Linked DNA regions of Mus musculus: regions 1 and 3 are each linked to region 2. The links are chromatin loops, found by intact Hi-C in ENCODE. Cell type or tissue: heart. All regions are shown on one strand.

The links. Peaks named below come from ENCODE experiments on the same cell type or tissue, not always from the same donor. Only the 100,000 strongest peaks of a DNase experiment are listed, where the experiment ranks them.
Region 1: a loop joins it to region 2, with 2.8 times the contacts of the local background. A loop is called at or near these places in 3 of 42 quality-filtered maps.
Region 3: a loop joins it to region 2, with 4 times the contacts of the local background. A loop is called at or near these places in 17 of 42 quality-filtered maps.

What each region holds. Positions count from the first base shown.
Region 1 is chr6:142,811,474-142,819,473 of GRCm38, forward strand. Gm7457 (predicted gene 7457) reads left to right here and starts at 2,758. Exons shown (of 7, transcript NR_045707.1): 1 at 2,758-3,076; 2 at 3,204-3,269; 3 at 3,994-4,118. In heart, a CTCF peak has its summit at 3,357 (motif pointing left); no DNase peak of the experiment used is centred here; H3K4me3 peaks cover 451 bases; H3K27ac peaks cover 223 bases.
Region 2 is chr6:142,515,530-142,523,529 of GRCm38, forward strand. It overlaps Gm38919 (a long non-coding RNA gene), which reads left to right and starts at 2,658. Exons shown (of 3, transcript XR_869567.1): 1 at 2,658-2,687; 2 at 3,275-3,379; 3 at 3,882-4,002. It overlaps Gm46979 (a long non-coding RNA gene), which reads left to right and starts at 5,651. Exons shown (of 5, transcript XR_001785405.1): 1 at 5,651-6,333; 2 at 6,873-7,005. In heart, a CTCF peak has its summit at 3,792 (motif pointing left); a DNase peak (open chromatin) is centred at 6,382; H3K27me3 peaks cover 311 bases.
Region 3 is chr6:142,353,710-142,361,709 of GRCm38, forward strand. Pyroxd1 (pyridine nucleotide-disulphide oxidoreductase domain 1) reads left to right here. Exons shown (of 12, transcript NM_183165.3): 6 at 916-1,076; 7 at 2,774-2,874; 8 at 3,671-3,803; 9 at 4,690-4,802; 10 at 5,327-5,449; 11 at 7,150-7,287. Recql (RecQ protein-like) reads right to left here. Exons shown (of 15, transcript NM_023042.3): 15 at 7,667-8,000. Among named protein-coding and RNA genes, the nearest start is that of Pyroxd1, 12 kb to the left of the region's middle. In heart, no CTCF peak of the experiment used is centred here; no DNase peak of the experiment used is centred here.

The sequences.
Region 1 (8,000 bases), 300 kb after region 2:
GCTCTCTCCCATGGGATGGGTCTTAAGTTGGTCCAGTCATTGGTTGGCTGTTCCCTCAATCTCTGCTCCATCGTTATCCCTGTGTATCTTGTTGGCAGGGCAAAATTTGGGTTAAAGGTTTTGTGGGTGGGTTGATGTCCCCCTCCACTAGAAGTCTTGCATGGCTACAGTAGGTTGTCACTTCAGGCTCTATATTCCCTGCTGCTGGGAGTCTCAGCTAAGGTCACCCCCATAGTTTCCCAGGTACCCCGACCTTTGCAGGTCTCCAAAGCCAGAGATGCCTCTCACTGATTTCAATGTTCTCTTCCAGTCCTCCCCCCAACTCTCCCTACACCTGATTCCCCCCTCCCCTCTCCCACCCAGCTCCCTTCCTCCATTTGACCCTGATGACAAATGCCCTTTATTTCCCCTTCTGAGTGAGATTCAAACATCCTCCTTTATGCCCTCCTCCTTATTTAGTTTCTTTGGATCTGTGGATTGTTGCATGGGTATCCTGTACTTCGTAGCTAATATGCACTTATAAGTGAGTACATACCATGCGAGTCTTTCTGGGTCTGGGTTACCTCACTCAGGATGGCATTTTCTAGTTCTATTCATTTGTCTGAAAATTTCCTGATGTCACTGTGTCTAGTGGCCGAGTAATACTCCGTTGTGTAAATGTAACAAACTACCTTTATCTGTTCTTCAGTCGAGGGACATCTGGGTTGTTTCCAGTTTCTGGCTATTACGAATGAAGCTGCTATGAACACAGTTGAGCAAGTGTCCTTGTGGTATGATGGAGCGTCTTTTGGGTAGAAGGAATCTTAAAGCAATCACATGGATGGTGACAGAGGCACAGACGTCGTCATCGGAGGCCCCAGCCGGATTGCAAAGGGGAGCAGAGATTAAAGTTTTTCTGAAGTTCCACTTGGGATTCTGAACCTGCAGGCGCTCAAAGAATACCCTTCCATGCCTTTCTCTAGAACACACCGTGACCTGGGTGCTGCCACAGAAAGCTATGTGCCTTCATGGAAGAGAGATCTAGTTCCCGGAGGCAGTCTGGACAAACAGAAAGAGGGCTGCGTTGGTCGAGCACACTGGGGGGTCAGTCCCCAGCCCAGCAGAAACCAGCTGCGATAGTGCATGCCTGGTACTCAGAAAGTGGAGGCCGGGGGATCAGAAATTCATAGTCATCCTTGGCTACATAACAAGACAGAGGAAAATCGTGGATACAGGAGAATCTGTCTCAAACACAAATAGGTTAAATATATGCAAAATTAAAAACAGTATAAGACTTTAGACATTAATGACAAAACTGCTTTTTCTTAAGCAGCCAAGAGTAAATTACTAAAGATAATTGATGAGACTTGAGAAGATCAACACTCATGAGTTTTTCTGAGAATTTGGAGGAACTAGTGTGTGCACAGGTGCCAGTGGTGGGCCCAGCGCTGTATAGCAGCGTAGCTCCGTCCTGACGGCCACACAATTTCCCCTGCAGCCATCCCATGCTGGGTGCTGCCCAAGGACACTCCAACTTTCACACCCACCAATGTTCACAGCCCTTTGGTGTGTAGTCGCCCAAAAGGGACAAGGAAACACTCCAGAGTAAGCATGGTGGGCATTGCATTGTGTGACACATTCTTTTGATGAAATCAGCCCAGCTATGGAAAAGACAGTGCAGTGGTCCATTCTCCCATGGGCAGAGTCCTCAAACCCATGCTGCTGGGTGGAAAAGACAACACAGCTCAAGGCCGCCATCCTTTCATTGATTTATACAAAGTTACAGCTGTGTCTGGGGGTGGGAGGGGGATGGATTGGCAAGATGGAACAATGGAGCAATTCGAGGGGAAAGAGGAACCTGGGTTTGATTGACTGACGTGTATTGATTGCAGAGGGTTCATGGGAACGCACAGATGTCAGTTATATATATGTGTTAAATATGTATAATCTATTGTATACCAATTATACCTGAATGGGGTTGTTAAAATATTTAAATATTTAGAACCCAACAATCCAGAGGGACAGAGGGAGGGAGGGAAGGAGGGAGGGAGGGAGGGAGGGAGGGAGGGAGGGAGAGAGGGAGGGAGGGAGGGAGGGAATGAATTTGTGTGTTCAACACAATGAGGTCTTAAACATAAATTTTTATTGAAATGATCTGAGAGATGCCTTATACATTTTTGTAAGCCTTTTTAATGAGCGATTTAATTTGTGGCTTTCTAATTGTTGTAAAGGTTATTGGAAACATGCCATTATGGTGTGAGGTATTTTTTTCTTCTCTTTCTGTCTTTGCTTTTCTAGGTCAGGGTCTCATATAGCCAGGGGTGGCCTCAAACTCCTGCTCCCTGCCTCCAAATCACAGGCGCTGAGATTTCAGGCGTAGGCCACCACCTGGATGTTGGTTCTTTTTGTTTCATTTTTACTAGTTACTCCTTACCCATCTCTGGCTGCCCCTGTAGGCTCCTCCATTTTCCCTGTTCCTTCTCCCCTGCAGCCCTCACCCCATCCCCAGCCTTTTATTGTGTCATTTTCTCTGAGCCATAGAAATGTTCCGTTTCAAAAAACAAACCGAGCCTGACTGGCTTTTCTCCCAGGGCTTTATTTCCTTCTTAGCTGTTGGTTCTGAGGCATGTGCTGTGAGGACCGTGTGTGCAGTCCGGGAAACTTTTACACCTGGACTTTGATATTTCTCTTTAGTTTGACAGATTGGTCTCCTTCGGAGCCTTGTGTACCTTGATCAACAGTTGCTCTGCGGATCAATGCTCTGCGGGCATGGTGGGTATTGGATCAGGGCTCGGCTCCATCAGGGCTTGTTTTAACAGAGTCACACAGTGCTATTTGGTCTTTGGACTCACAGATGCCTGTGGATCCTCCCTCAAGGAGCCCCGTACCTCTGTTCTTACCCCTCCCACAAAGTCAATCGGGAAGGTTCTTCAGGAATGCAGAACCCGTTACTGAGCAGATTTTAAAATGTTTTCCCTAGCTAGCAAAAGAAACTTGACTTGATGAACCAGACAATATATATATATATTTTTTTTTCCATTTGCACAGGCTAGCCTCAAGCTCACAGTCCTCCCGTCTCAGCATGCTTGGTGCTGAAGTGAGTAGCTTACGCCATCAGGTTCAGCCCTGTTCTGCTTCGGCAATCCTTTCCACCTCTTTCCTAATCTCCTGCCGTTTTCCTTTACTCTCACTTGCACACTGATGCTTGGTGGCTCTCACTACAGGGAGAGATCTTCAAGGCCGAGTTCAGGATCGAATCATCTTTACAGTCCCCAGAGAAGTCGTGGCGCGTAAGTACTTATCCAGAGAACAGATTGTAAAAACAAGCAAACGGTTTGTCGATATTCTCATCTAGCACCTTGTGTGCTGGCGCCCCCTAGTGTCCGGTTTATGTCTAAAGACGCTCAGGTTAACGTGATTTTGAACTTATTGTCAAGGAAACCTTGTCTGACTGGGCCCTTTTATTTAAGATCTTTTCCCTCCTGTCGCTAAGGTTGACTGGCAGAAGAAAGGACGGCAGCAGGCGCAGGCACAGTCATTTTCCTTGATGGCAGCTCTCTTGTTTGGCAAGGTCTCTTCACAAATGCTTTTGCTTCACTCCAGTAATGGAGGATAAAAGCATTTTATTGATTCTAAAATAGACCCTTTTCATGTTTTGACATTTCTGAATTCGAATTGCCGCCTGCAATTGCTGCCTCACTTCTTATTCCTTAGATATGTCTATGGGCAAAGTGGCCACTTCCTACAGTCAGAAAAACTTGGTTAGAGGCATCTAGGATGCACGTCGGTTGAGTTGTGGACATTTATTTGGTTGGTTTTGTTGTTGTTGTTTTGTTTTTTATCGTTGCTGTTGTTCTGTTTTGTGGTTGTTGTTACATTTAAGCCATTTCACGATCTTTAAATATTAATAATTTTATATGTCCATGTATAAAGTTATAGACCGTTATCCATACAAAGAGGCAGGGGGATGATATGAAAGGGCATAAATTAGTATAAATTTGTTATATTTTGCAGAATGCACTGTCTACAGTGAAAAACAATCAAATTGTACAACCCGAGAAGAAGAGCTGATGGTGGCCGGGTTCCTAGAGAGATGCGTTCAGATGCAGTTTGTCATGGACTCAGAAGTGCCACTAAAGGTGAGGGAAGAGTATGACAGCCTTGTGACAGTCCCACTGAATAAACGCTTTTAAATCTAGTAACAGGGGATTGGTGTAACTGTGCACTTGTCATGGAAGACTGCCAAGATGTCCATCTGTCAGTGCCTTCTTGTTCTAATGTGTGTATGTGGGTGTGGCTATGTGTATGTGGGTGTGTGGGCATACAGATGTGTACAGAGCTCAGAGGACAATTCAAGGGTCATCCTGAGAGCACCACCCAGCTCCTTTAAGAACTCTTCTCTCTTTGTCTTGGAGCTCACATTAGGCTAGGCTGGAAGGCTCCTCCAGGGATACTCTTGTCTCTCCCTCCTTGGTGATCACAGGAACACAGCACAGTGCTCTGCATGGTATATGGGTGCTGGGGATCGAACTTGGGTCCCTGTGGTTGCGAGGCCAGCACTTTACTGACTGAACCACCATCCCCTAGCCCATGTTGCCAGTGCCTTTTTAATATGTTTATACAGCTCTCTCTCTCTCTCTCTCTCTCTCTCTCTCTCTCTCTCTCTCTCTCTCTCTAGTGGTAGGTGATTAATTTGGAGAGATGATAAAATCTAGACAGAGATTTCTCAGTCACATTGATGACAGTAAAGGCATTAAGAATACAATTATGGGCACCAGCTCTATAACTCAGCCTATTGCTATGAAAATATGTCTGACTGCCAGTGACCAGCAATTATCTTCCTCCATTTAATCTAAAGCCACATGGTATTTTAAAAATGAAACTCCTTTCAAAACTGCCTCTGCCTATAAATGTCAACGGGTGGGGCAGCTTTTCCTTCTGCACCACACAGTTCGACTTATGCTGCGGTTCACGTTCACGTGCATTCAATGTTAAAGGACAAGGAAATGCTCATCCAAGGCACCTTGTCAACCCTGGCCAGCCCTGCGGTGACCTTCGGCTCAGAACCCGGGTTTGAGCCTTCAAGGGCAGCAAGAGCCTCAGTCAGCAGCTTTCCAGGTCCCAAGCTTGTCTAAGGAGAGGCAGATTGAAAGCTCTCAGAAACCTGCCTTCTCAGAAACCTACCATCCTCGGGAAGGGCTAAGCCAAGGAAAACAACACACCTGAACAAAAAAGCTCATCTGTCACTTAACACTCGGTCCTTGTTTAATTTTTACTCAGCCTAAGGCAGGTCTTGCTGGCCTGCTATAGATCTGTCTGGCCCTGAAGAATGTCTCTGAAGTGCTGGGGTCACACGCTTGCACCACCCAACCTGGCTGGATTCAGACTTTAAAATAGGGGTGCACCGTAGGGGCAGTGGGGCTCCCGATCTGGTTGTAAAATGCTACATGTTAAACATCAAGAGAGCAAATGAACGGGTTACAAATGGTTTCTAGGACTGAAGACAAAACGAAAGAAAGAAACAGGAATGGCTAACAAAGACTCCAAAAAGCACCCAGCACCCTTAGTAAGCGGAGAGAAGCAAGTTAGAATCCTTTGAGAGTTCATCTTACTCCGGACAGAAGAACAACTACAAATTCGGGGAAGGGTTAGGAAAATGGAGACCCTGAACCACTGTAGGTGGAGTAGAAAATGGCATAGCCATGGCGGAAGTCAGTATAGAACTGCCATGTTATAATTAGTTCTGGACGCACACTCCAAAGACCCCACACCTTACATCAGAGGACGGATAGCCCGTCAATGGTCACACTACAGGGATGATGGGACCAGCCTAGATGGCCTTCAACTGATTAGTGGATCATAAAAAAAAATCTTAAAATCTTAATTAAAAAGATATTACACAGAAAACCACCACGTACAGAGAGCCACACTTCTAAACATTTTGAATGTAACCCAAACATCCAATCAGGAAAAGTTGGTCATGTCCGCAAACCTTCACCACATCTGGTCAGATGGGCTTCAACTTCTCAAGATGTTAGTTCCCACACACTTCCTACTGTGCATCTCTGTCCACTCACACCTGCTTTGTACTCGGGAACAATTTGGTTTTGTTATTCCCCAGCCCAGCTCTCAAGGAAACTTAATACCCTGCCCCCACCCCCACCCCCACCCCCACCCCCGGCTGGGGATGTAACTCAGTTCAATGAGTGCTTGCCTAGCAGGCACAAGGCCCTAGGTTTGATTGCCAGTGGATGGTAAAATAGACACGGAGAACAGGAGCATCAGAAGTTTAAGGACATCCTTAGCTACACAGTGAGATTGAGGACAGCCTGGGCTACACGAGACCCTGTCTTGAAACCAAAGTGCTCCTTAACCATTGAAATATACAGGAGTGTTTGGTCCCTCCAAACTGATTTTGCCCATCTGCAAAGAGCGGGCACAGGCGGCTCTCCATCCCAAACAGGTAGGCACCACAGAGAGAACGGAGGAGCCAAAGGGTGTGCGTACTGTGGAGAGAGGCGGAAGTGGAGATGATGGGAGGCAGAAGTGGTGACAAAGAGTGGTGAAACTGGGGATGTGACAGCGGTGACAAGCATGAGAGGGTGGAGGTTGATGGTGGATCATGTCAATGGCCAATGAAGTCAAGGAGATGTTGCACAGTAGCAATGGAGTCGGCTGGATGGGAGGCAGCAGCCAAGAGCTTAAGCACACGCAGATTGTCTCCGAACAAGCTGCCTGCACACAGGATCACCCTAAATCTTAGCAGGGTGGAGGCCTGAAATAGGATAGATCTTCTCAAAGGACCATGTCCCGAGATTCTGCTAAAGGTCATGTGTAGGTCAGTGGCTCTGATTTGACTGAGGTCCAGGTTGATGTCCGTGAACTGTGCGTGTTTTCTCTTGCCTGCGACATACGGATATTCATGACTTGTACCATGGCTTATTAAGTCCATGTTCATGTCCGTGGGCCATGCTGACCCCGGGGGCCATACTGATGTGAGTGGGCTGTGCTGCCACATGAGACGGTAGTGAGGACAAGGGCTCAGCTGCTGTTGAGGGCCATGCCTGGGTCCATAGCCTTAAAGTAGCCTGATTTGTGTTGCTGGCTGTGGCCTCACCGAAAACCATAAGAGAAAATGGGTGACAGAGAGTTGGGAGCAATGGAGATAGTCTGTGCTTCGGCCTGAAGCCATGATGATGTTTGTAGGCTGTGCTACCGCTTAAGGCCATGGAGAGGGCCAGGTCTGTGCTGCCACAGACGGGTATGTCTGGATCCGTGGCCTTACTGCAGCCAGGTCTGCTTTGATGTCTGTGAGCAATGCTGCTGCAGGTCCCACACCAATGTGAGTAGCCTCCATTACCACTCACGTCCATGGTGACGTCAAAGCCAGTCTTATACTACTGCTTAAGGGCCATGTTTGGGTCTGTGCTCTGACTGCACACAAAGGTCTCTTACTGCAAAGGTCCTTGTTGGTGTCCTGACACTGTGCCACCACTGAGAGCCATAGGATGTCTGTGATCTCTGCCGTAGCCAGGAGCCATGTTGATGTTCGTGGGCTATGCTGCATCAGGGGGCCTTATCTGGTCATGGCCCTACAGTGTCTCTGCTGATGATGCCAGAAATTATGTGTAGGTGTTAATGGAAATAGTGATGATAGAAAAGGAAGACAAAATAAACATCTGCCTCAGGTATCTGAGCCTATGGAGAAGAGCCCTGGGGACATCTCAAGACTGCTTTAGAAACTGATGTCACCATCCCAGCCTTCTCCTTTGTGAGAGCTGCTGACAAAACAGACAGGACATTAGGCAGCCCTGTGGCGATCTCAGGTACCGTGGCTGTGCCTGGCTGGACTCACGGACAGGGAGCAGGGATAACCTGCTTCTTAGGATTATTCTTATGATTCTTATGATTTGCTCAGCCAGCAAAAGCTAAGGTGAGGGTTAACCTCTGAAATAGAGACAGCCCTCAGGTTTCTTAGCCACCAGGAGGAGACTGATAGCAAAAGTCTCCCAGTCCACCTC
Region 2 (8,000 bases):
GCGCCTTTGGGACTGCCACCACACCCGCTCCCCACACAAACAGAATCCTGAATGGCGGGCATGAGCCAGGCTAAAAGGGCAGAGCACAGGCAGGGAAGCCAAGGGTGACTTGAGGTACAGATCGCAGATCGTGTGTGCATGCACGTGTGTGCCTATGTGTGTGTGCATGTACAAGTGTGTGCATGTGTGTATGTGCAAGTGTGTGCATGTATGTGTATGCATGTGCAAGTGTGTGCATGTGTGTGTGTATGTACCAGTGTGTGCATATGTGTGTGTGCATGTGCAAGTGTGTGCCCATATGTGTATGTATGTGCAAGCATGTGCATGTATATGTGTGCATGTGCCAGTGTGTATGTGGAAGTGTGTGCATGTGTGTGTGTATACTTGCTTAAACTAAGGAATGTCTTCTTGTATTCCAGTGTTCCATATTTCCTGAAAGATGTAGCTTATCACTTTTTTTCCAAATTCATAGCAAGCTTTATTAAATATGAAGTACTGACAAAGACTTAGGCTTTGATCAGGACCATTCCCTGGACCTTCCCAACTAACACTGGGATGTAGCTTATCTTTACACGCCTAAGTTCATACCCCCTGAAGTACTGCAACTGACCTTGCTCACCTCCCTGACTTCTACACATGTGTGCCTTTTTTAAACAAAGGGAATGCAGCCATGTCATCAGGGCTCCCCTGCCCTCTCTCACACACATGTGCACATACACTCAAGATGCAGAGAGTTCTGTATAACTGATTGTGCTGTGTGAGCTCTTAGACACACAGTCCAGCCATTCCCAGACACTGGCCATCAGCGGACGGACAGAGGGAACCTCATTTCACCCATCTGAATACATTTCTGGAGGCTCCTGATTGTTTAGGTCTCTCTGGGGGCAGATTATACCCAGTAGATACTGCATTAATCCATCCCATCCTTGGCTTTGTGGTCACAGAGCTATATGGGCCCAGGGAAACCCTCTGTTGTGTTTTAGATGAGGTCTCTTGCAGCCTTGTCTGGTCTTGAACTCACCATGTAGTCAGGGATGTGATTCGGATTCGGATTCTGAGTTTCACCTTCCACGGGCTGCGGCTACAGGTGTGGGTCACTACTCTCTGTCCTCGCACTAGACCAGGAGAACCCCAGAAGTTCAAACATTTCCCAGACCTTTTCACGGGCAGTCAGATGTGGCTTGTACACAGCCAGCCTGTTAGCATCCTTTAAAAGTGCCCGAGTAACCCTGAGGAAGAAGATGGTGCTGGACAGGTTAGGTCAGAGTTTCATTTCCCTCATGTCATTCATGTCATTTGTTCCATTGCCATTTTCACGATTAAGGTTTGTTTGTGAATGGGGGAGAGTTACTGAACCTTTCCTTAGAGGAGAACTGGGGTTTACTAACATGATGCACACACAGGAAAGGAGGAAGAGGAATGGCTTATTGGAGGCAAATGATAAGAATGAGCACCTCATTAATTGATGTTATTTATACCTTAAGACTCTGGCTAATGTGAGTTCGCTCACTCTGCTTCCTGTTCAGATGTTGCTTTCAGTGCTGTGCCTGCTGCCTGCTGCCTGCTGCCTGCTGCCTGCTATGATCCCTCCCACTGTGATGAGGATGGATACATCCTTCCTTCCATCAGCTGTCTTGGTCCTGATGTTTCATCACGTAGTAGAAAAGTAACTAATAGTTACACTCTGAGTAACCATTTTTAAAGTACATGTGGATGGCTGCTGTAAGAAGCCAGGATGGCGGGCGTTCTGATGAAAGTTGGTCACAACGGGCTGTCCAGCAAGGCTCATTCTCTGGAGATGAGTTTTATCTGTAGACGATGTTTGCTGTGTGAGACTCTGTGGTATCCTACACCCGTGATCTGCATACTTGCAACCATGTATCAACACACTAAATACGTCACACTAGCTTTCAAAAAGAGTAGCAAAAATGGGGTTGAGCTGTAGCTCAGGTGGTAACAAGCTTGCTCCGCATGTTGGAAGCCCTGGGTTTGATTCATAAACTGATCTGCTGTTACATAGCTGTAATCCCAGCACCTATTTAAGAAGGAGAGTCAGGAGGATCAGTGGTGCAAGATTGTCCATGGCTGCAGAGTGAGGTCAAAGCCAGCTCAGGCACATGAAACCCTGGGGGTAGGGGGTGGGGGGTGGGAGGGAGGTGTAACAGATATAACTGTTATACCCGTCTTTGGAAGGAGTTCTGTTTTAAAAGGCACAGGAATTCTAAAGTGGCTGAACATAAGCGATAGATAATACTTTAAAGATGCTCCAAGGACCTCGGATGACTCTGAGTATATAGGATCTGAATGTAGTCTGTGAGTGTAGCTCTGTGGTAGAGTTGATGCTTAGTTTGCAGAGGCCCTGGGTTTAATCCCCAGGATTCCCAAATCAGGGAACAAATAAATACCAAAACAGCTCTATAATTGAGGGAAATAAGGGCAGGACTTACATATACAGAATCTAATTCTGAAAATATCTTTTTCAGGAGTTCTGAGATGCACTGGGAAGATGGGAAGATGAAGACAGGAGAGGACCAATCTCAGTGACTACTTTGTACAATAGCTGTCTCCTGAGAGGCTCTGCCAGAGCCTTATGGATACAGATGCAGATGCTTGCAAAGCCAGCCTCCTGGACTGAGCACGGGGACCCCAGTGGAGGAATTAGGGGAAGGACTGAAGGAGCTGAAGAGGTTTGCAACCCCATAGAAAAAACAACAATATAACCAGCCAGACCCCTGACCCCCAGAGCTCCCAGGAACTAAACCATCAACCAGAGTACACATGGAGGGACCCATGGATCCGGCTGCATATGTAGCAGAGGGTGGCCTTGTCTGGCATCAATGAGAGGGGAGGCTCTTGGTCCTGTGAGGGCTTGAAAACAGGAAGATTAAATGGGGAGGCCAAGGTTATGGTATGGAGGTGAGAATGGGAGCCATGAACTCAGATGATTTCCTACTGTTCAGCCGAGGTAAGGATATGGTTAAATGGTTTGCATGAGGCCTTATCTTTTAAGAAGTGTGATGGGTACTCATTTGTTGCTAGGTAACAGGTCCACCATGAGCATTGTGGTCACTTGTGTGCATGTCAATAGAAGCTAGTCCTGTGTTTATGCATGCCCAAAACACTGTTGATCTAGCTAACACTAGGCAAACAGTGCTCTGAAACTTACCATGTACAAATATCGGGAAAGAAACAGTATTTGAGGCGTGGAGTGCATCATAGCTCAGTTGGTAGAGTGTCCACCTCTAATGTACCAAATCTTGGGTTCTTGTCCTAGCACCGCATTAAACCAAGAATGGTGGATACACCTTCAACTCCAGCCTTGGAGAAGTGGAGGCAGGAGGATCAGAAGTTGAAGCTCCATGCCATCCTTGGCTACGTAGTGAGTCTGAGACCAGCCTGGGCTACAGGGAACCCTGTATGGGAGAAGGGAGGCAGACCAGAACTTAAAACATAGTTCAAAGATCTTACATAAAATTTCTCAAATAAGGTTAATCAAACTCATTGTCACTTACTAAAGCCAGTATTCTTGATCTGTGATTTGTAGGGCAGCCCCACAGGAAAAAATTATCTGCAAATGGTGACACAGCACATTCCAAAGACAATGGTACAGTAGCCGGAAAGGCAGCTTTAGCCAAAGCTTAAAGGCTCTTGTTTGGTGGCAGTGAAGGGCGCATCTGAGGGATGGCTCTGGGCTCAACCGAGAACCAAATCCCCTTCTTGGACACCTCTATTTGGAAATTAGCTGTGGTGACTTTGTGGCATCATAATATTTGTAAACACTGCCACCTGCTGGAAGTTCTGTAGACCTGCACACAATTTAAACTAGCGCTCCCTACACAACTCTTTTTCTTTCCCCCTTTCTTCCTGCTCTTATTGTGCAGTACAGGAAATCTAACCAAGGGCATGCTGGGTATTCGCTCTACCCCCGGGACTACAACCCTGCTCTTCACCAACCTTCTATCATGGTTTGAAACCAACCACGTGGGGGGTGCATAATCATGGGTTCGTATTATTATTATTATTATTATTATTATTATTATTATTATATTATTTAGTTACATTCCAAAAGTTGCCCCCCTTCCTGGTCCCCCTCTCTGAGTTCTTCACCCATCTCCCTCCCCGTCCCGCCTCTGAGAAGGTGCTCTCCGACCTGTCTACCCACCCCACCTCATCCCCACCAGCATCCCTCTTCCCTGGGGCATCAAATTTCCACTTAAGCACATCTTCTCCCACAGAGGCCAGAAAAGGCAGTCCTCTGCTACACATGTGCCAGGGGCTGGCCATGAACTAAACCATGTATGCTCCTTGGTTTTTGGCTTAGCCTCTGGGAGCTCTGAGGGGTCCAGTTAGTTGACACTGTTGTTTTTCATAAGGGGTTTTGATCCCCTTCAGCTCCTTCAGTCCTTCCTCCAAGTCTTCCACATTGCCCCTGACCTCAATGGTTAGCAATAAGTATTTGCATTTGTCTCAGTCAGTTGCTGATAGAGCCTCTTCAAGGACAGCGATGCCAGGCTCCTGTCTGCACGCACAATATGGCCTCAGGAATAGTGTCAGGATTTGGTCTGCATGCATGGAATGGATCCCAAATTAGGCCAGTCGCTGAGCGGCCTTTCTTTCAGTCTCTGTTCCATTTTTGACCCTGCATTTCCTTTAGACAGGAACAATTCTGAGTTAAAAATTTTGAAAATGGGTTGGTAAGCCCCCCTGCCTCAACTGGGGGCTCTGCCCTGTCTATCTACTGGAGGTGGTCTCTTCAGGTTCCATCTTCCCACTGTTGGGCATTTCGGGTAAGGTCATCCCCATTGAGTCCTGGTAGCCTCTCATATCCCAGGTCTCTGGGACTTTCTAGAGGTTTTCCCTGCCCCCTCGCCCCCACTGCTGCATAATTCCATCCATTCTCCTGGCCCTCTGGACATCCCTCCTGTCTCTCCCCATACCTGACCCTGCCCCCACCTTTTCCCTTCCCCTCTCCCACCCAGTTTCCTCCTTCACTCTGCCTCCCATGATTATTTTGCTCCCGTTCTAAGTGGGTTTCAGGTACCCACACTTGGGCTTCTCTTCTTGTTAAGCTTCCTCCAGTCTGTGAGTTGTATCATGGAATACTATCAGCCGTTAAGAACAAGGACATCATAAAATTTTCAGGCAAATGGATGGAACTAGAAAATACCATCCTGAATGAGGTAACCCAGACCTCAAAGGACATTCATGGTATGCACTCAATGGTAAGTAGATGTTAGCCAACCATGGGTTTTTTAACGTGAGGCCTGTTCAGTTCTGTAACAGCATGTCTTCATAGAAGAGTAGAGCTATGGTGATCTGTGAGTCGAGAAAAACAGAATGGGGATGGGGAGATAGCTCAGGGGTTAGGAGGGCTGGATGCTCTGCCAGAGGAACCAGGTTCAATTCCCAGCGCCTTAGAAGCTTCCAACCATCTGTAACTCCAGTTTTAGGGCGTCTAATGCCCTCCTCGGGCCTCCACAGGCACCAGATGTGCTCATGTACACAAACACAGACAAAACACCGCCACAAATACAAAACAAATACATTTCAAAAAGTCATTCCCTGCTGCTTGACTCTTACAGAAACAGGGTGAATAAAGCCATTTTGTATTCTTCATTCCAGATCAACTCCTTACAATAAAATTAGCTCTTTATTATTTATTTGGAGGTTACATTCAGACTACTCTGGGAAACAAACATTTTGCTAGGATAGAATTCAGTTTTGAATTGAGGCATTTTATCAGCACATCCCTGGGCAACAGTACTAAATTAAAAAAATAACAGGTGAACATCGCAGTAAAATCGACTCCTGGGCCACACGCTTCAGTCTGAGATGTGGGCTGGGCCACGCCACTTGATAGACTTATGTTTGCTTCTCTGTTGGCTAAGAGACTTCACTCACTGATCTCCCAGGCATAGGCTCAGAATAACTCACTCTCTGATTAGCATAGTGTCAGAGAGACAGACAGAGGTTTATGTTGGGACATTTTGGAGGGATGCTGAGAGCCTCACTACACACTAGGCAAGCGCTTTCCCACTGAGCTCCAAGCCCAACACTCATCTGATTCTTAACCATGGACGACAATGCCTTTCAATGCTGTATACAATTCAAGCTACCATACAAAGGTACTTCTCATACCATAAAGATGTTTCAGGCGGCAGATTTCTCCCCTTAAGTTCCTCTGACCTGATTCTGGCAGGACGATGGATTCTGGGTCATCACTTTTTTGGGAATGCTCCATGCTCACCATGCCAGGTGCGGTCTGCGTCCCAGTCAGCTGGGAGTCACATGTGGAGCTATTCTGGGGTCTAGGGACCGTCGATTCTTGCCAAGGTGAGGAGAACGGGGACAAAGCCTTACAAACATCTTCATGACTCAGCACTCAGCAGTACATGTGCAATGTGTCCTTTGTCTTGTCCTGCTTAAGGCCACACTTCTACAGTGGGCCGTGTGTGCATGTCTGTCTGTGTGTGTCTCTGTGTGTATCTGTGTGTCTGCGTTTGTGTGTATTGGCGTGTATCTGTGTGCGCATCTGTATGTGTGTATCTATGTGTGTGTGCATGTGTATGTGTGTGCACACATGTGTGTGTGTATCTGTGTGTGTGTGCATATGTATGTGTGTGCACACACGTGTGTGTGTGTGTGTTTGTATGTCTGTGACTGTGTGTCTGTGTAAGTGTATATATATGTTTGTGTGTCTGTGTGTGTGTGTCCCTATGTAGGAACACCTGAGGACATAAAACACCCTGGCTTGCAGTTTTCTCTGTTCTTTCACCCCCATCTGCAAATTTCTCAGATGGTTCTCTCTGCAAGCCATCGTTTTGTTACATCTAGTCACCATGTCTGTATGTCTGTTTCTATTTGTCTTGCAGTAAAACTATTTGAGAACATAGTGCATTTGGGTAACCACCGAGACTCTCTGCTGGCCTTGCCCTCCATCAATCCTGCTGCAGCCTTGCTACTGCTGGTGTCTAGGGTCACCCACACAGGAGGGCATCATTCACGGTGTGTCTGAGGTTTTCTCAGTTGAAGTGCCCAACCACAGGGGGTCAGCTGTGAATTTAGATTGACTTTGGGGCATCAGATCGCCATGGACCAAGGTGGGCGTGCTGCACTGAGTAGAAAACAGACACAGAAAACAACAGCGTCCTTTCATGTCTGATGCTTTCATACATTTGGGGAAACTTCCTGCCACACTACCCTCAGATACTGATCCTCTCCCCTTGTCTCTGGACAAAGAACTTACTGTGCTCAGAGAAGACAAATGTAGCCACAGCCTGAGCTCGGATTAGCAAAGTGCTGGGATGGATGAGACTGGAGAGGTGGGCGTAGACCCGTAGGTATGGCTACTGCTTGGTTTACTGTAAAAATTCGCGTTTTCTTTTTTATTATGGAAAAGCCAAAGACATAAAAAATAGAGTTGTAGAATATTTCCTAAAGACTCATGGACAGTTTAGAGAATGACAAGTCCATGTTCAAATCATTTCCCTTCACACTTGGCTTCAACAAGTGAGGTCACCTTATGCTACAGTTTTGGATTTTTTTCTTCTTTCTTTTTATTTTGGAGATTTCATTTCATGGATATTTCATTATTACTACAAGGAACATTTATTAGTCTAGCCACCACAGTTCCATTATGCCTCATGCTGGTGTCTGTTCTATAAGCTGAATGTGTGTGTGTGTGTGTGTGTGTGTGTGTGTGTGTGTGTGTGTGTGTGCGTGCATGCTTGTACACGTGTGCACCTTAAAGCAGGCTGATGTAACAGTTAGGGACAAAGAGTATATTTAATTACCAAGAACAGAGCCAGGGAGACTGAACCCGTTTCTGAAACTGGTTCCTTCTCTCTCTGACCCTAGGTGGATATGGGTTAGTTGAGATTTGCCAACTATTAAATAAAGTGATGATCTCTCATCTCTCATTTTTCTGAACACTAAAAAATAAGGCTGCCCACATGGGATGCTGAGAGCAGAGGCCGATGGGTGGAGAATGACTTCTGTGT
Region 3 (8,000 bases), 160 kb before region 2:
AGCCCGACCTGCAGAGATATCTCCCTAAACATGGCAGGTCCAGAATGTGTTTGACCTGGGCGGGTCTCATGATGTGTTCTACAAGGGACCACGGTTCAATGATCGGCACGTGTGTGCCTTTAGCAATTTCTAGTCACTGCTTCTACATCACCTGTCTAGCTGGCAAAGCCCAGTTTGTTGTGCTGGTTAGGGTGTGTGTTATTCTTATGTCTTAATCTGTGGTTTGAAGAAATGAGAACACATTAATACAAAATATTTTCATCTTAAGAAATTTCAAAAGCCAGGCGTGGTGGTGCACGCCTTTAATCCCAGCACTCAGGAGGCAGAGGCAGGTGGATTTTTGAGTTTGAGGCCAGCCTGGTCTACAAAGTGAGTTCCAGTACAGCCAGGACTATACAGAGAAACTCTGTCTCGAAAAACCAAAAGAGAGAGAGAGAGAAATTTCAAGTTTAGTAAATACTGAGAATTTAAAGCAGCTGACAGTTCGTTAGAACTGCATGAAGATGTTAGCCTGCGAATCTCCTTCCAGCTTTCTTACACGAGCAGCTACAAGAGCCAGGGGTGAAGCAGCGTTTCAGTCCTGTCAGGTCGTTCCCATCCAGCTACTGTCACTGTTCTCTTTGCAGCGGGATAAAGTGCTGCCTACCCCTCGAACTGTGGAAGCACGATGGAGTGGTGTTGGTGTTCGCTGAACACCAAACTGACAGCCATTGTGATACACAGCCCATGCCATCACTGGATGTATTCAGTAAAGTGGACCAGCCTGCTTTAGTATTCATCCTAGTCTAACGCTCACTGCCCCTAAAGTGAGCTCCACTGCTCTGTGCAGTCCGCGTCCGTCACCTCCGCTGCACATAGCAGGCGTTCAGGGTTTCTCCTTGGCTTTCCTACAGGAGACTGTACCATTCCTCCTAGGTATGAAATTGAAGGCTGTGAAGTAGTTTGGGCCATAAAGGATAACGCCATTGGGAATACATTCTTTGACGCGGGTGCAGCAGAGTTTCTGACTTCCAAGCTCATGTCTGAAAAATCAGAGGCTAAAATTGCACATAAAAGAACTATATATACAGTTGAAGGTAAGTACAGTATCTGGCTCATTTCATTCAGATGAAAAACTGGATTTTTAAACTGTAAGAAAATTCAGTAAAAAAGTATTCAGGAGGCAGGAATGTGAGTATTTATTTCTTCATCTTTATATGAAATGTTCAGATTAGAAAATACATAGGGCTTACTCCGGAAGACCCAACAAGCAGCTGAAAGAGTTAGATGCAGATATTTGCACCCAACCAATGGACAGAAGCTGCTGACCCCTGTTGTTGAATTAGGGAAGGCTGAAAGAAGCTGAGGAGAAGGGCAACCCTGTAGGAGGACCAGCAGTCTCAATTAATCTGGACCCCCGAGATCTCACAAACACTGGACCACCAAACAGGCAGCACACACCAGCTGATATGAGCCCCCAACACACATATACAGTAGAGGACTTCCTGGTCTATGTTCATTCAGAGATGATGCACCTAACCCTCAAGAGACTGGAGGCCCCAGGGAGTTTAGAGGTCAGATGGGGTGGGAGGTGGGGACATCCATGTGGAGAGCGTGGGTGGTGGAAGGTGGAGGGGACGGGAATAAAATATGGAGTGTAAAATTAATTAATTAATTAATTAATTAATTAATTAATTAAAAGAAAAGAAAAGAAAGAAAATACATAGGGACTGAGAGATGGGTCAGTGTAACTACTGACCTTTCAGAAGACCCAAAGCTGATTCCCAGTACCCACATAGAAGCCCACCACATCTGCAACTCTAGTCCCAAGGGACACAGCACCCTGTCTCGGCCTTTGAGGGAACCAGGAACACAAGTGCTGGACAGATACATGCAGATAAAACACCCGCACATATTTTTTTTTTGTTGTTAATTATAAAAGGGTATGGTGGCATGCACCTTTAATCACAGAACACAAGCAGTGGCCTCTCTGAGTTCTAAGCTAGCCAAGGCTACAGAGTAAGACCCAATCTCAAAAGCAAAACAAAACAAAATTTGAGCAACTTTCTTTGAAGTTAATTAAAAATAGAAAATAACACACACCTTTAATCCCAGCACTCGGGAGGCAGAGACAGGCGGATTTCTGAGTTCGAGGCCAGCCTGGTCTACAAAGTGAGTTCCAGGACAGCCAGGGCTATACAGGGAAACCCTGTCTCGAAAAACCAAAAAAAAAAATAATGTGTGTGTGTGTGTGTGTGTGTGTGTGTGTGTGTGTGTGTGTGTGTGTGTGAATTTTAAATAATTGGCCCATTTGCAAAACCGTTGCTACAATTGAGCATTGTCCATGACTATTTTCTACAAAATCCACTAAGGACAATACTTAGTAATTTAATTTTAATAATCTTCCAAGAAGTTTTTGGCTTATAAAATTCAAAATGAATTTTCTAAATTTTGGAGACAATACAAATTGACAGAATTCAAAATCTAATAGCTAATTTGTGTACTCATTAAATTAGCAAGTAGACTGAGAAGACACACTGGGTGCTTACAGACAGTGTGTGGGTGCACGGTTACCCGCTCAGCGGCTGTGTCCTAGGCACTCAATGAAGAAAGCCGCTAATAGAGTGACAGTGCCACCATGGTGTGTGCCTGCATGCAAGTGCCGCCATGCTGCGTGCCTGCATGCAACAGTGCCACCTTGCTGTGTGCCTGCATGTGAGATTCAAGACACTGCACAAAGGGTTCAGAGATTCTTTACCTAGCAGTTTTCAAATCACCTGTATTCATTTCTTAGAAGCAAAGAAGGAAACCAGAACCAAATCTAAAGCTGATTATGTGGGCAGTGCCCTTGGACCAGACTGGCACGGAGGCTTGGCTTTGAAAGGAACTGAAGAGGTAGGTTTCCATAAACCAGCGAAACCTGTCCAAACGCCAAACTCCTGGGTCACTTGACTTAAAGCATACCGTGCAGGAAAGGTCTTCAAAGCCACTGTACCAGTTGACCACCCAAAACAGCAAATATGAAAACTGGCTAAGACAGCTGTTCATCTGGAGACACCGACATACAGATACAGGGATAACCGCAGTTCTCTGTCGTCTGCTAAAGTCACTTAGATGCTCCACTGCTCTTACAAGGGTTGTTAGGTGGAGGCTAACATGTACGTCATATTTCTAACTGAATAAGCAGATGACTTGCTATCTCTTATCTCGACATACACTTTAATGTTTTAGGTTACAAAAAAAGCCATCATTCAGATATTGCAGGAATACAAATATGTGTATTTATTTTGAAACTTCCAGGTTTAAGTGGGTGGGAGGGGAGCTGGCTAAATGATATCTAACTGGGGATAGGAATGACATGAAATCACTGCTCCTGGATTCTTGGGTCTCCTAAGATTGCACTTTAACATCTCCTGAAGGTTTTAAGAGTCCTTCAGCAAACACGGCTGCCTGCTGTTTCCTCATTGCTCCCTTCTGATAGAGCACACGGCCAGGGGGACCACACTGAAGCTCTGCAGATATCACTTCCAGGCCCCTTCACTCGCCATTCGCTTGGCCTTCCCGTGCTGGGTGGGTGGCTCCTGCTCCCCCTGTTGCCCTCAGCCTGAGAGGCTTCCCGGGAAGCTCTGCCTGTCCCTGTCTACACAGGCACCGTCTGAAGCCTGCTGACCAGTAGTTATTTTGCTTCCAGTTTTCTCACAGTGTTCACATTGAAACCAGATGTGAAGTAAAGAAAATCTACCTTGAAGAGGAATTTAAGATTATGAAGAAAAAGTCCTTGGCTTTTCCAAAGGACCACCATAAGTCAGTTACAGCTGATAAAGGTAAAAGGAAAGTTATTACTTAAGTTAGTCTTGCTATATTTTAAACTGCTCAATTTCATATAAAATTTGGCCTAACTACAGGCCCTCATTTCACTAATTCCATGTTATGCAACTTTCCATTTTACTTGTCAAATCTTTGGTAGGATTTGGACCATCATAACCCAACCCAGTCAGTCAGTATTTCACAGATCAAAACAAAACAGCTTTCATAAGTACCATGCCTTCTTCATTAAAAAGCCTGTGTGTTTGGGACTAAGTGCAGATCCCCAGACTTCCTGTACAGCACGTGTGAGCTGTGGGATCCTCCACACGCCGTCCTGTGAATAATCAACTCTGCCGTCAGGCAGCTCATGTCCTGTTGTCTTCCAGCTGTTTGTACAAAAGGAGATGGTAGAGTTCACAGGGAGTCTGAACAGTGAGGAAAAACATCAACAAGAAAAAGTAGGTGGGCTGGAGAGGTAGCTCAGCAGTTGAGAGACTGCTCTTCCACACGGTGGCTCACAACCATCTGTAATGGGATCTGATGCTCTTGTCTGGTGTGTCTGAAGGCAGCAACAGTGTACTCATATCATAAAATAAATCATTGATAAAGGAAGAAAAAGAAAAAAAGAGGATTAAGCACTGAGTGACATGAAGTGTTAATCAAACTGTTTCACAGGTAGTTTAGAAAGTGATCGTGCTTAGTCTCCTTTAGAGTACCGTGCTCTTGAAGCTGCCAGGTACAAGACTGCCATTGCGCTCAGTTGTCTCGGCCAATGGACCTTCAGAAAATAAAGTGGCCTTCCTTCTGAAGCCGTCTGTCTTCTCGCCGTTCCTGTAACATTCACATGACGCTGTGGATAACTGCTACAGATGACACTTGAGAACCTTTTTCTTTTCTTTAAAGAAATGTGGCCTGTGTATGTGGAACTGACCAATGGGACAATATACGGCTGTGATTTCCTTGTCAGCGCTACAGGAGTCACCCCAAACGTACACCCTTTTCTTCATAGAAACAATGTAAGGTGAATTCTTTCCACTTGCCTATTTCTTATAGTCCTCATCTTTATCGTGTCTAGGTTTCAAACAGCCATCATTTTAGTATTAGCTGTAACCCAAGATGGCAGCAACACGTGATTTACAGTATTCTCTTCTACTTAGCGTCCAGCAGTTAACATCCGCTTAAGACCATCTGGAGCCATAGCTTCCAGTTTGTTTATCTAAAGGTTGGTGACAGACTAACCTGTAAGCGTTCCCAAGAGTAAAGCTTACAGACTGTTATATTAGCATTTAGCTTTTCAAGTCTTAAAGGATGTTCTGCTGATTGGGGCTGGGTACACACTGACTGTTGGGTGTTTCTGAGGTTGAGATTCTGGGACATTTGGATCTGTTCAGTAGGAGTCTGGCCAGGGGTGTGCACTCCGCAGCTCCTTTACCTTTCTGACAGAGCTTGGCATCCATCAGCACGTACAGGCCCGACTTGCTCACTAGTGAAAAGTCACGCTCTGACCTTGTCATCCTTATACTAATGAAAAGCTGCTCAGTTTGCTCTAGGAGAAGATGGCGGCCTGAGAGTGGATGACCAGATGCGCACGTCACTTCCTGATATCTATGCTGCTGGAGACATCTGCACTGCGTGCTGGCAGCCGAGTCCAGTCTGGCAGCAGGTGAGCCTGCACGTGTAACTGTGTGTCTGTTAGTCCATGAGAAATACAGCACTGGCTACCGATGAGTCCAGCTGTCTGTGGCAGCTTTTCTACTTTAAATTGAAGCCACTGGAGCCAATTTCTGATGAGTAGCTAGAATCCCACGTTAAAGTCACACAGTATTACAGTAGACTGAAATGTTTTTAATTTATAAAGTTGTGGGCGTTAACCTTTCTCTTTTGCTTAACCCCTCCAGAGCAATTACATCTTTATAATTTGATGGGGGGGTGGGGAACAGCTCAAAATAAAGATACCCCTTATTCCAAATCTCCTGGTTTCACATCCCAATTTGCTTTACATCACGCACAATGCAGACTAAAGGAGTTGCAGGCTCAGTGAACTCTGTCAGATGTGTCCAGCCCATAGCCAACAGGCTTGTATCCAGGATAGCTATGAATGTAGCCTGGTATAAAGCTTTGAACTTAGTTAAATATTATGAAGTGTTTGTGATCCTTTCAAAAGTTGGTCTCTCAGCTCTCCAGTGTGAGTTCTGGAGACGTATCCGGCCGCAGTGTCAGGTCACACAGGCCCGCTAGGTAGTTCCAGTGCTGTGGCTCTGCAGACTCTTCTGAGGTCCTGCGGCTGTGCTATGCTCTGCCTGGTCTAGAGCAGAGCCTGAGTAAAGTGAGCACTCTTCTGGACATGCCCAGAGCTCATGCCCGCAGCTGGGAGGTGTACACGAGGTCAACGCTAGGTACACCCTCCACACAGAAGGAACTCATCGTTTAAAGCCAGCCTGTCCTCCCAATCGCCCCGGGGCAGAGGTAGTGTTTATTTCAGGTGAAGAACCTGAAGCTGAGAAAAGTTAAATATGTAAACACTTTATTAGTAGTTTACTCTTCTGTCACTCCCACTCCTACTATTTCTGTCTTAAATCAGGAGAGTAAAAAAAAAACCTCTGTAAAATGTAATGAAAACAGAATAAAGGAGAGACAAGCACTGTCATAAAGAAGTTAGGCACTGAGCCTAACGTCCACCTGTGTCTGTCTGACCAGAGTCAGCTCAGAGACTCTGAGGAGCTCTAAGGAGCAAAGGCCTGAGTAAAGGATAGACTTGGGAGCAGGGACTGAGGACATTTTGTTCCACCTCCTAACACCTAAAATGCTTCACCATATTAGTTGAAATTATATTCAAGTATACACCTGGGTATTATCCTTTCATGTTTGAGGCACTAACTTAGAATTAACAAATACCATCTTAACTGGGGTTCACTTGTGACCATTAAAGATAACACTGGCTGGGGCAAACTCACTGGAAGTACACTTAAGGGAATTTATAAGATGGAAACTTTAGTGCAGAGGAAGTAGTTAAAGTGGATATAAAAGCTCTTGTCACAGAAGTATGAGACCAGAGCTTTGAGTTCCCTGAACACATGTAAAAGCTGGACTCAGCACAAGCTACTATAACCAGTACTCATACTGTGAGGTGGGAGTCCCTAGTGAGCCAGTCCCTAGCTAAGCCAGAGTACTCAATGGAAAAACAACAACATAGACCCCACCTCAAACTGAGTGGAAGGCAAGGACTCAGGGCATCGACTAACTTCATTCATGCACCGTGGCATGCACCGTGGCTTGCATGTGCCCATATCCCTGCTCACGAATGTGCCCTGCGAGCGCACTCACATTCAGATGATAACCAGATACCATTTCCTACCATTTCAGATGAGGTTGTGGACACAGGCCCGGCAGATGGGGTATTATGCAGCCAAGTGCATGGCCGCAGCTAGCATGGGACATCCTATTGACATGGATTTCAGCTTTGAACTGTTTGCTCATGTCACAAAGTTTTTTAACTATAAGGTAAGATGGTCAAGGGAATGGACATCCTTTTGGCTTGAAGTATGCCAACTATGGCTCTTTTTTCAAATAGTTACAGTTTTAGTGATGTCAAAAATGACATTTCAGGACTGGAAAGATGGCTCAGTGATTATTGCTAAACTGAGAGGACCTGAGTTCAGATCCCTGTTCCCACTTTAGAGAGTGCATAGCCACCTGACTCCAGAGGATCTAACACCCTCGTCTAACCTCCCTGGGCACCTATACACCCATGGCACAAGCACACACGTATACACACACACACATGTACACACACACACACACACATCATTAAGGAGCCAAGAGCTCTGACACATATTTACCTTTTTCAGTTCTCTTCATTCTAAGATAGGTCTCCTCTTTCCAGAAGTGCCAACAAGTCTCAATTCTTTATTAAATTTTTAAGCCATGATTCCAGGAAAATGTGGGTTCATTTTGTGTGTGCTCGTTCATGATACAGATCTATCATTCATAAAGACTTCATCCACATACATTTTCTACTTTTTATGTTAAAATATTAATAATGAATATAGTCACTGACATTTAATATGACTGTAGGCTATGTGGCAGTATTATCTACAGAGTATATTCATGCCATTTAAATGCTTTCATTGGACCCCTCCCACTATATAACTGTAGTTTTTTCTGTCTAAATTAACATGACCTAGATAATTTGGACATTATGTTATTTGGGGTAG